Regions from separate parts of the Homo sapiens genome. Here regions 2 and 3 are each linked to region 1. The links are chromatin contacts, found by Hi-C in ENCODE. All regions are on one chromosome and are shown on one strand. Each heading gives the region's core, a stretch centred on a gene start or an enhancer-like site at or near the end of the contact. The rest is flanking DNA. Distances are from core to core; before and after follow the strand shown.

Region 1 (2,814 bases), core at 150-2,649:
GCAGGGTGCTGTGCACTTAGCCACCAGGCAGTCTCAGCAAATCCTTTGAAAGGGTAAAATTGCTCATCTCCAGTTTAATCTTTACGGAGTATGGGGTGGTGTATTGGTCGGCTCTGTCTAATAGCTGGCAGGAAGTTCTGCTCTTCTACCCAAGGTGACATTACAGCACTTTGGAAATGTTATCTCAATTATTCTTCAATCTTACCCATTTATTAATGTATTCAGCAAACATTCATGGAGTGCCTACTATGTGCCAGGCATTGTCTTGCCCACTTTGTAAATTTGAAAATTATGTTCAGACAAGATGAGCCATATAGCTTTTTCTTTCTGAGACAGGGCCTGGCTCTGTATCCCAGGCTGGAGTGCAATGGCACGATCACAGCTCACTACAACGTCCAACTCCTGGGTTCAAGCGATCCTCCCCTTCAGCCTCCCAAGTAGCTGAGACTACAGGCGTGTACCACCATTCCCGGCCCAGAAGCTTACTTTAAGTCAAGCAATGGCTGGAAGGCTCTATGTCTGGGCCACTAATCACGTTTGATCACTTGTATCCCAGTGAAGAAAACTCACTGCTAAGCACTTCTGCGAGCAATAGTTGAACTCATTAGAGACGGATAGGTCAATCAGGGAAATAAACAAACCTGCTTCGCTCCCTCGGAGAACTCTGTGATGCTGAACTCTTTGTCGAAATAGGCCCAGATAAGGAAGGCCTTAATTCGAGTCCTAACCCAGTTGATGGGGTTGGAGAATCCCAGGACGATCATCTTGGTTTTCTGGTGCTGCTGGGGCTTCTCCTCCGTGCTGTAGCTGCGCTGAGGGCAGGCAGGGAAAGAAGCGAAGGCTGCGGGGAGTCCCGGGCTGCTGAGCACTGGCCACCGGGAGCCCTGGGCAGGTAGCGCCGAGGCTGCCAAGGCCCTAGCGCTTCGTGGAAATAACGCCGCTCCCAAGCCGAGGCGACAGCGGCAGAAGTAGCAAAGTGTGGCCGACGGCAGCCTCACCTCGGCCACAGCAGGAGTCCGGAGTCGGACGGCCCCGCAGGGCAGCGACCGAGAGTGCAGGAACTGGGGTAGCAAACGAGCGGCCAGCGCCATTTTTATGACCCTTCACACCGGTGCCTGCCGGTGCTGTATGGAAAGGAAGTCGGTGGGAAACCGCCTCAGCGGTGTCGGAGAAAGAGACTGGAGAGCAAAGTGGACCTGTTGCTGCAGCCTCTGGTGAGTCGGCCCCGTCCCCGCTCTCCAGCACGCAGCCCAGGCCGAGGCCCTTCGGCAACCCGCCCCGCGCTCGGACCCAGCCACTCTGGAGTCTGCCGGCCTCGCGGACCTTTTCTCTGTCGCTCGTGTTTCCGGGCGGATGGCGCTGAGGAACGCTTTAGAGCCGAAGTTCCGAAGACCTGGAAGAGGGCAGGCGTGAGCAACCATGGCCGGGCAGCACCTCCCGGTACCCCGGCTGGAGGGCGTTTCTCGGGAGCAGTTCATGCAGCACCTCTACCCACAGGTGAGGCCCTCGCGCGGGGCAGAACCTCGAGAAACCAGCGAGAGACACGTCTTTACCTTTCGGACAGCTGGGAACTGGTTTTTAGAGACCCAGGGTGTGGGAAAGAGGCGCAGGACGGCAGCAGATCACTGGTTGGCCCTTAGACCAAGGGAAAGGTGCACGGGGGACGCCGACTGGCTCCTCTATTGAAATTTCCGGAGAAAGTCCCATGTTTCTGGGGAGCAAGATGATGGCGGAGAGCTGAGTGCGAGAGGTATTTTGCCTAAACTCTTTACTCCGCATCTGTCAGTCTGCTCCGAATTAATGGATTTGAAGGCACAACTTTTCACTCCACTGAGCCAAAAAGGAAAGCAATGGGATTCCCCCGGAAAACTCCTACTCGTCTTGAATTCTAACTTACTTAGGTTCTAGTTCCGACATTGGAGTCTTTTATACCTGTAGTTAGAACCTTAGGTCTTTAAAAGAAAACTCATAGAGAAATATTAGGGAAACAAAAAGTGCTTTTACTTGCAGTGCTTTTCAAGGGAGTCCAGACCTAAGAAAAACAAGGTATTAAAAGGAAAAATCCACAGGATTACAGTAAGTCAGTTTATGGTAGGAAAAATACCCAGCAATTTTCTTACCTGATATTTACATTTATAAGGGTGGTCATAGAATTACAGTTCTGGGGCCGGGCGCGGTGGCTCACGCCTGTAATCCCAGCACTTTGCGAGGCCGAGGCGGACGGATCACCGGAGGTCAGGAGTTCAAGACCAGCCAGTAGAAATCCCATCTCTACTAAAAATACAAAATTAGCCGGGCATGGTGGTGGCCCATACCTGTAATCCCAGCTACTCGGGAGGCTGAGGCAGGAGAATCGCTTGAACCCGGGAGGCGGAGGTTGCAGTGAGCCGAGATCGCGCCACTGCACTCCAGCCTGGGCAACAAGAGCTAAACTCGGTCTCAAACAAACAAACAAAACTACAATTCTGAGTGTTACAAAAGTCGGATGGGCTGGGCGCCGTGGTTCATGCCAGTAATCCTAACATTTTGGGAGGCCCAGGTCGGTGGATCACTTGAGGTCAGGAGTTCAAGACCAGCCTGGCCAATATGGTGAATCCCCGTCTGTACAAAAAATACAAAAATTAGCCGGGCGTGGTGGCGCACGCCTGTATTCCCAGCTACTCTGGAGGCTGAGGTCGGAGGATCTGCTTGAGCCCGGGAGGTCGAGGCTGCAGTGATCCATGATCCTGCCACTGCTCCAGCATGGGCGAGAGGGTGAGACCCTAGCTTAAAAAAAAAAAAGGCGGGGTTGGGGGGATGCGGGAGGAATGAAGT
Region 2 (2,814 bases), core at 129-2,628, 2.3 Mb before region 1:
TTACTAATCTAGCACCACAATTCGTCTTAGAACCTCCCATGCAGTTGGAAAGGGAATATGGGAAGAGGTGAGTATGTTGGAAATGTAGGGTAGTTCTCAAATTGAGGCCCCATTTTGCTTGCTCTAAAGCCAAAAACACAGGGTCTAGCAAAGAGGAGCCCAGAGGCTGGAGATGAAAACAAAAGCTTTTGGTTCAGATGGTAAAGGAGGCCCTCAAGAGCAGTAGAATCAGTATATCCCGAAGGCAGTGCTGGAGGCATTCTCATGAAGTAGGGGGTTTCTTCTTGGCATCCAAGTCCTTTTTAATTTCTTCAAGTTTTTTAGCCAGGTTTGGTATGTCATAGTTCTGAGCCAGATACATTCCAACCACGTTGCCCAATGTAAATCCAAGCAGGAATTGGAGCATGATGTTGGTGGGGAGGGCGAGGAGGGCGCAAAGGGCTGCTGCAGCTCTGCAGGCCGGTCAGAGCCTGCTTCCCCATGCGAGGGGAGCGGAATCGCCCCCCCCGCCACCTTTTTTTTTTTGAGAGGGAGTTTCACTCTTGTCGCCCAGGCTGCAGTGCAATGGCGCGGATCTCGGCTCACTGCAACCTCCGCCTCCCGGGTTCAAGCGATTCTCCAGCCTCAGCCTCCCTAGTAGCTGGGATTATAGGCGCCAGCCACCACGCCCGGCTAATTTTTGTTATTTTTAGTAGAGACGTGGTTTCACCGTGTTGGCCAGGCTGGTCTCGAACTCCTGATCTCAGGTGATCCGCCCGCCTCGGCCTCCCAAAGTGCTGGGATTATAGGCGTGAGCCACAGCGCCCTGCCAAGAAGAATCATTCTTTAACCTTAACTCAAAGCAACCAATTCAAGGGTTGGAATTACTCACTCCCCATTTAGAACTTTCAGCAGCGGTCTTTAGCATCAGTAGCCGTCAAGATTGTGTTGGGTCGTTGCTTTCTTGTTGTTTTAAATCACGGTCATGTGTTTGGCAAGGGTGCTGGTTAACCGAAAATGTTGGTTCTAGAGCTAGAAGTACTGGCATTCAAATAAACATATTTGGGGGTTGGGGGTTGATGAGCAAGGCTGGGAGGAGACAAAAGAAGTATCTCGGCTCAGTCGTCAGAGACGCGCAAGGTGTAACGGAGAGAGCAATCTAGGTTGTGAGAGTGGCTCCAAACATTGAGACATGGAGCCAGGACCTTTGCTCCTGGGGGATGGCCCTAGTACTGATGCGCAGGACCTGGTCCTTGAAGGAGCTGACAAAACTGCCGTTCACCCGCGCGACCACCGGCAAAGCAGCTCCACAGCCTGCCCCTCCCCTTGGCTGCTCCCCCACCCATTTCCCGCCTTGTCTTTCCTCTCTTCTCTCTCTCCCTCCTCCCTGCGCGAAGCGGAAGTGACGCGAGGCGTAGCGGAAGTTACTGCAGCCGCGGTGTTGTGCTGTGGGGAAGGGAGAAGGATTTGTAAACCCCGGAGCGAGGTTCTGCTTACCCGAGGCCGCTGCTGTGCGGAGACCCCCGGGTGAAGCCACCGTCATCATGTCTGACCAGGTACCGGGCTGGGAGCCATCCAACGGCGGTGGCCAGGGCCTTCCCTGCAGGTCTGCCTGCCGCTAGGCTGGGGTCGGGGATGGAGGCGCGGGGGAGGGGAGCGCGGAATGGGGGAGGGGGCGGCCGGTGGGGACTAGGCAGGCGAGGGAGAGGAGCCGACTACGGCCGGAGGTGCCGGGGCCTGCTGCGGGGCTCCCGGAGCCGCCCGCCCCTCTCCGGGCTCGCTCATCACCCCCGTACCCCACCGCCTTTGGTGGCGGCCTCCCTCATGTCGTCCCACTTCTTTCTCCCGGGTCGACTAGGTGCAGAGCCCCGCTTCCACCTCCCTGGGAGGGTCTCTGGAGAACCCGTCCGTCTCCTTCCAGAGGACTAATCGCAGAAGCAGGGCCCTAGGCCTTAGTTATGTAACGGGAGAGAATCCCTGACTGGGAGGCTCCGTGGCCCTGAGAAGCGGCTGGACTCTCCACTTTTTGCTTCTTCGTCGGGAGGGCGTGGGGCGGCGAGGGAGGGAGACGTCCGATGTTGTTGGGAATCCTGCCTCCGTTCGGATTGGAGCTAGGGCAAGGATGCCGCTGCTCTCCTCTGAGTCTTTTTCCGTGTGGGGGTGCAGAGCTGTCGCCTCTTTACTGTACTTTCCCGTTTCTTACTCGGGATTGGTTCATCCTAGCTCTCCAGTTGTAAGAGAGCATTCATAATAACCAAGAAAGAAAATAGAACTAAACTGCTAGAGCAACAAAAAGCATCTCACCTGGGCATTAACCTGAGGAAGTCTCATATTTTTGAGGAAAAGCATAGGAAAACTTTGTGTATGTAGAGTCGTTGCAGAATATTTGCAGAAAGTTGCCTGGTAAGGCAAAGTGCTCCAGCTCACTGTTAGTATCAATAATTTACTTGGGATTTGCACTTAATCAGGAGTGATCGATTTCCCCTTTTCTTCCTCATCCTGTTCTAATTAAACAACTTTATGGCTAGTTTTTAATTCATAAAGTTTTTGTCTGGTCTTTTGTTTGCTCAGACGACTTTGACTTTTTTTTTTTTTTGAGACGGAGTCTCGCTGTGTCGCCAGGCTGGAGTGCAGTGGTGCGATCTCCACTCACTGCACCCTCCCGCCTCCTGGGTTCAAGCAATTTTCGGGCCTCAGCCTCCCGAGTAGCTGGGATTACAGGCACTCACCACCAGGCACTCACCACCACACCTAGCTAATTTTTGTATTTTTAGTAGAGACGGGGTTTCACCATATTGGCCAGGCTGGTCTCGATCTCCTTACCTCGTGATCCGC
Region 3 (2,814 bases), core at 99-2,598, 2.1 Mb before region 1:
CAGGTAGGGCGCGGTAGGGTAGGCAGTGGGGCCGCCGCCTGGGCCCCCGGAGCCGTCCGACGTGTTCTGGCCCACGCAGATCTCGCCCGCACCGTGCACCGGGAAGTTCTCGCAGCGCAGCCGCTCGGGCCACTGGAAGCCGAACTTGTTCATGAGCGCCTCGCAGCCCTGGCGGGCGCGCTCGCACAGAGAACGACACGGCGGGATGGCCTGATCGAGCACGGTGCACACGGGCGCATACATGGAGCATAAGAAAAAGCGGAGTTCGGGAGAACACTGCACCTTCACCAGCGGGTAGAACTGGTGCACCTCGAGGCCCGCGTCCTCTTGGTTCGTGTGGCCCAGCAGGTTGGGCAGGATGGTCTGGTTGTAGGCGATGTCCGTGCACAGCGGGATGGAGATGGGCTGGCAGAAGCCGTGGTCCGGCACGGAGATGCCCTTCTCTCCGTGGTACGGCTGCGCCCCGGCGCCCGCGGACAGTGCGCCCAGCAGCGCCAGCACCAGGGCACAGAGGCCCAGGGACGAAAGCGGAGCGGCCGCGCCGGGGTCCCGCATCGCCGGCCGCGAGTGCAGCGGTGCTCTCAGCCTGAGGAGTGCGACGAGGCGGTTGGGAGAGGCTTGGATGCGGGGAGGCGCCGCCGCGCCCGACGCATGAGAGTCCTCACGGCGCCGGGGCCGGGCCGTGGGCGGCGTGGAGCAAAGGGCGCTGCCGCCTGGGTGCCCGCGCCGCGAAGGCGCCGCAGACGCCGCCGCCCTGCACTCGCAGGGCCGCCGGGGGCCCAAAACTCGTCAGCCTGGGTTGGGGGCGCCGAGGAGGGCCGCCTCGCTCTCCCCGCGGGGACGTAACGGTGCGGCTCCCTCCGCCGCGAGGAGCAACAAGCGGCTCCGGCACCCTTCAAAGTTTGCCCAAGACTCTGGACCCCCGGCGCACCGCAGCGCGCACGCCCCCCGCGCCTGGTCCGGTCCCCGCTAGGAGAACCCCTGCCGCCGCCGCTCGCTCGCCCCGGCCGCCGCCTCCGCGGTGCTGCCCCGCCTCCTGGCCTCGAGGCTCCGCTCGTCGCCGCCTCCTTCGCCTCCTCCTCCACACCCCGCTCCTTCTTCAGCCCCAAAAGCTCGGCCCCAAGTTTCAGCCAAACGGCCGGCTCTTGCTGAGTCCGATCTCGGCCCCGGAGTCGGGAGCACGGCGAGTTCTTTTTGGAAACCCAGTCACACTGCGTCCGAAACCGCGAGGCGCTCGTGCCCGCGGCCTGGCCCCGGCCCCTCCAGCCCCTCGCAGCCCCAGCAGCGAGTCCTGGCGCCCGCCGCCGCCGCCGCCGCCGCCGCCCGCCGGGAGTGAGCGCCGACTAACGCCTCGGAGTCGCGCTGGTCGCCAGAAGAAGCGTCGGGCTCGCGGGGTTCCGGGCCGGCCCGCCCCCTCCCGTCCCCTCCCGTCCCCTCCCCTCCCCTCCCCTCCCCCCCCATTCACAAACCACTCCGGGGGCGGCCCCAGGCCCCGGCGGCCCAATGGCGGCCTTTGTTTTTTCGGTGGCCGCCTTCGGATTGGGCGGAAGTCGGAAGGGGCGGGCGCGGGAGTGGCGGAGGCGGTGTCCGCGGCGCTCTGGGCGGATTCCTGAGGGGAGGGGCGGGGGACTGGGAGGGAAAAGTTCGGAAAAACTTTTACCCTGAATTCGCTCAGGGACGAAAACGCGCAGAAAGGGAATTTGCTTCAAAGATTTGTTCCTCTTCCTGGTGCACTCAGATGCGCATTCCTGAGCAGGGGCGCCTTCGCCAGCGGCGTTTGAGGGGAGCGAGGACCGCGCAGCGCCCCTTCGGGGAGAGACGTGACCAGGAGTCGCGTTAGGACTGCAAAGGCTGGCTCTGGCGGGGCTTTCGGGTCGCCGGGTCCTCAATGTGGGGTTTGGGACGGGACGAGAAGGGGGTGCGCCTTGCGGATCGCCTCTTTCCCCCCGGACCCAAAGAGTCCACGCGAGGCCACAGTCCCCTCTCCCCTCCCCCGAGTTATAAAAAGGAGGAGGGGCCGCCTCCGAGGAGAAACCCGAGTCGGGCGGAGGGGGCCGAGTGACGGCGGGAGGAAGGACCCCTCGGAGGAAGGGCCCGAAGCAGGGAGAGCGGGGAACCCGGGCTCAGGCCACCCCGCCCGCGCGCACGGCCTGGAGTCTGGGGAACTGGGGTGACTCTAGCGAGGTTTTAAGGAAACGAAGACGGCGTTGGGGAGACTGGTTCTAGAAGTAACCTGAGACCGAGCGCCCAGGAACACTCTGTACGACGCGCCGGGCGTCTCAGTGGCCCCGTGTGCCTTGGTTCTGCGGCGTGTGCCCTTTCGGGATCCCATCTTCGTTGCAGAAGCAACCATTTGATCCTCCATTTAGAATCTGCGTAGGAATGTTTTAATGCGTCTTAGAAACCAGGCTAATTAAAGAGTTTTCAAAACACAAAGCGGGGTTATCCTCGTTCTCGGGTAGCGTTTTCTGATTGGCAAACGTTCTTTTGTTCTCGGTTAAATCTTCGTCTTGAGCCAGGCGCTGGGCGCTCGCGCGCGCTCTCTGGTTACTCCTGCGGGGGTCATAAGTCACCAGGGGGCCTCTCCCCTCTCTCCGGGCTGCCAGGAATATCAGGAATTCCCATGCAGGAAAGTGACATGTTGAGAAGGAAAAGAAAAAAATCAATCAATCAATCTCTCCTCCTCCTCCTCTTTCCTCTGTCTCTCTCTCTCTCTCTCTCACACACACACACACACACACACACACACAGCAATCCTGTGCTTTAAAAAACGTTATTCCTGGCGGAGCCCTTCTGCCTCAGTCCCGGGTGCTG

What was found. A loop is a pair of places that touch in the nucleus more often than their neighbours do. Pooled maps may share reads with other maps.
Region 2: a loop to region 1 is called in a pooled map, with 7 times the contacts of the local background. The contact joins the promoter of SUMO1 here to the promoter of TYW5 in region 1. A Hi-C loop is called at or near these places in 5 of 50 pooled maps.
Region 3: a loop to region 1 is called in a map of B cell, with 12 times the contacts of the local background. The contact joins the promoter of FZD7 here to the promoter of TYW5 in region 1. A Hi-C loop is called at or near these places in 2 of 168 maps with a recorded cell type or tissue (B cell and CD8-positive, alpha-beta T cell) and 5 of 50 pooled maps.

The regions. Positions count from the first base shown.
Region 1 is chr2:199,954,076-199,956,889 of GRCh38, reverse strand. It overlaps TYW5 (tRNA-yW synthesizing protein 5), which reads left to right and starts at 1,399. Exons shown (of 8, transcript NM_001039693.3): 1 at 1,399-1,497. The coding sequence starts at 1,420. MAIP1 (matrix AAA peptidase interacting protein 1) reads right to left here and starts at 1,308. Exons shown (of 5, transcript NM_001394955.1): 1 at 642-1,308. The coding sequence starts at 1,091. RefSeq lists enhancers at 876-975, 996-1,155, 1,326-1,445, 556-1,755.
Region 2 is chr2:202,237,161-202,239,974 of GRCh38, reverse strand. It overlaps SUMO1 (small ubiquitin like modifier 1), which reads left to right and starts at 1,378. Exons shown (of 5, transcript NM_003352.8): 1 at 1,378-1,535. The coding sequence starts at 1,524. It also overlaps the pseudogene STMP1P1. RefSeq lists a silencer at 1,724-1,913.
Region 3 is chr2:202,032,389-202,035,202 of GRCh38, reverse strand. It overlaps FZD7 (frizzled class receptor 7), which reads right to left and starts at 1,348. Exons shown (of 1, transcript NM_003507.2): 1 at 1-1,348. The coding sequence starts at 555. RefSeq lists enhancers at 307-426, 1-464 and silencers at 1,027-1,106, 1,217-1,766.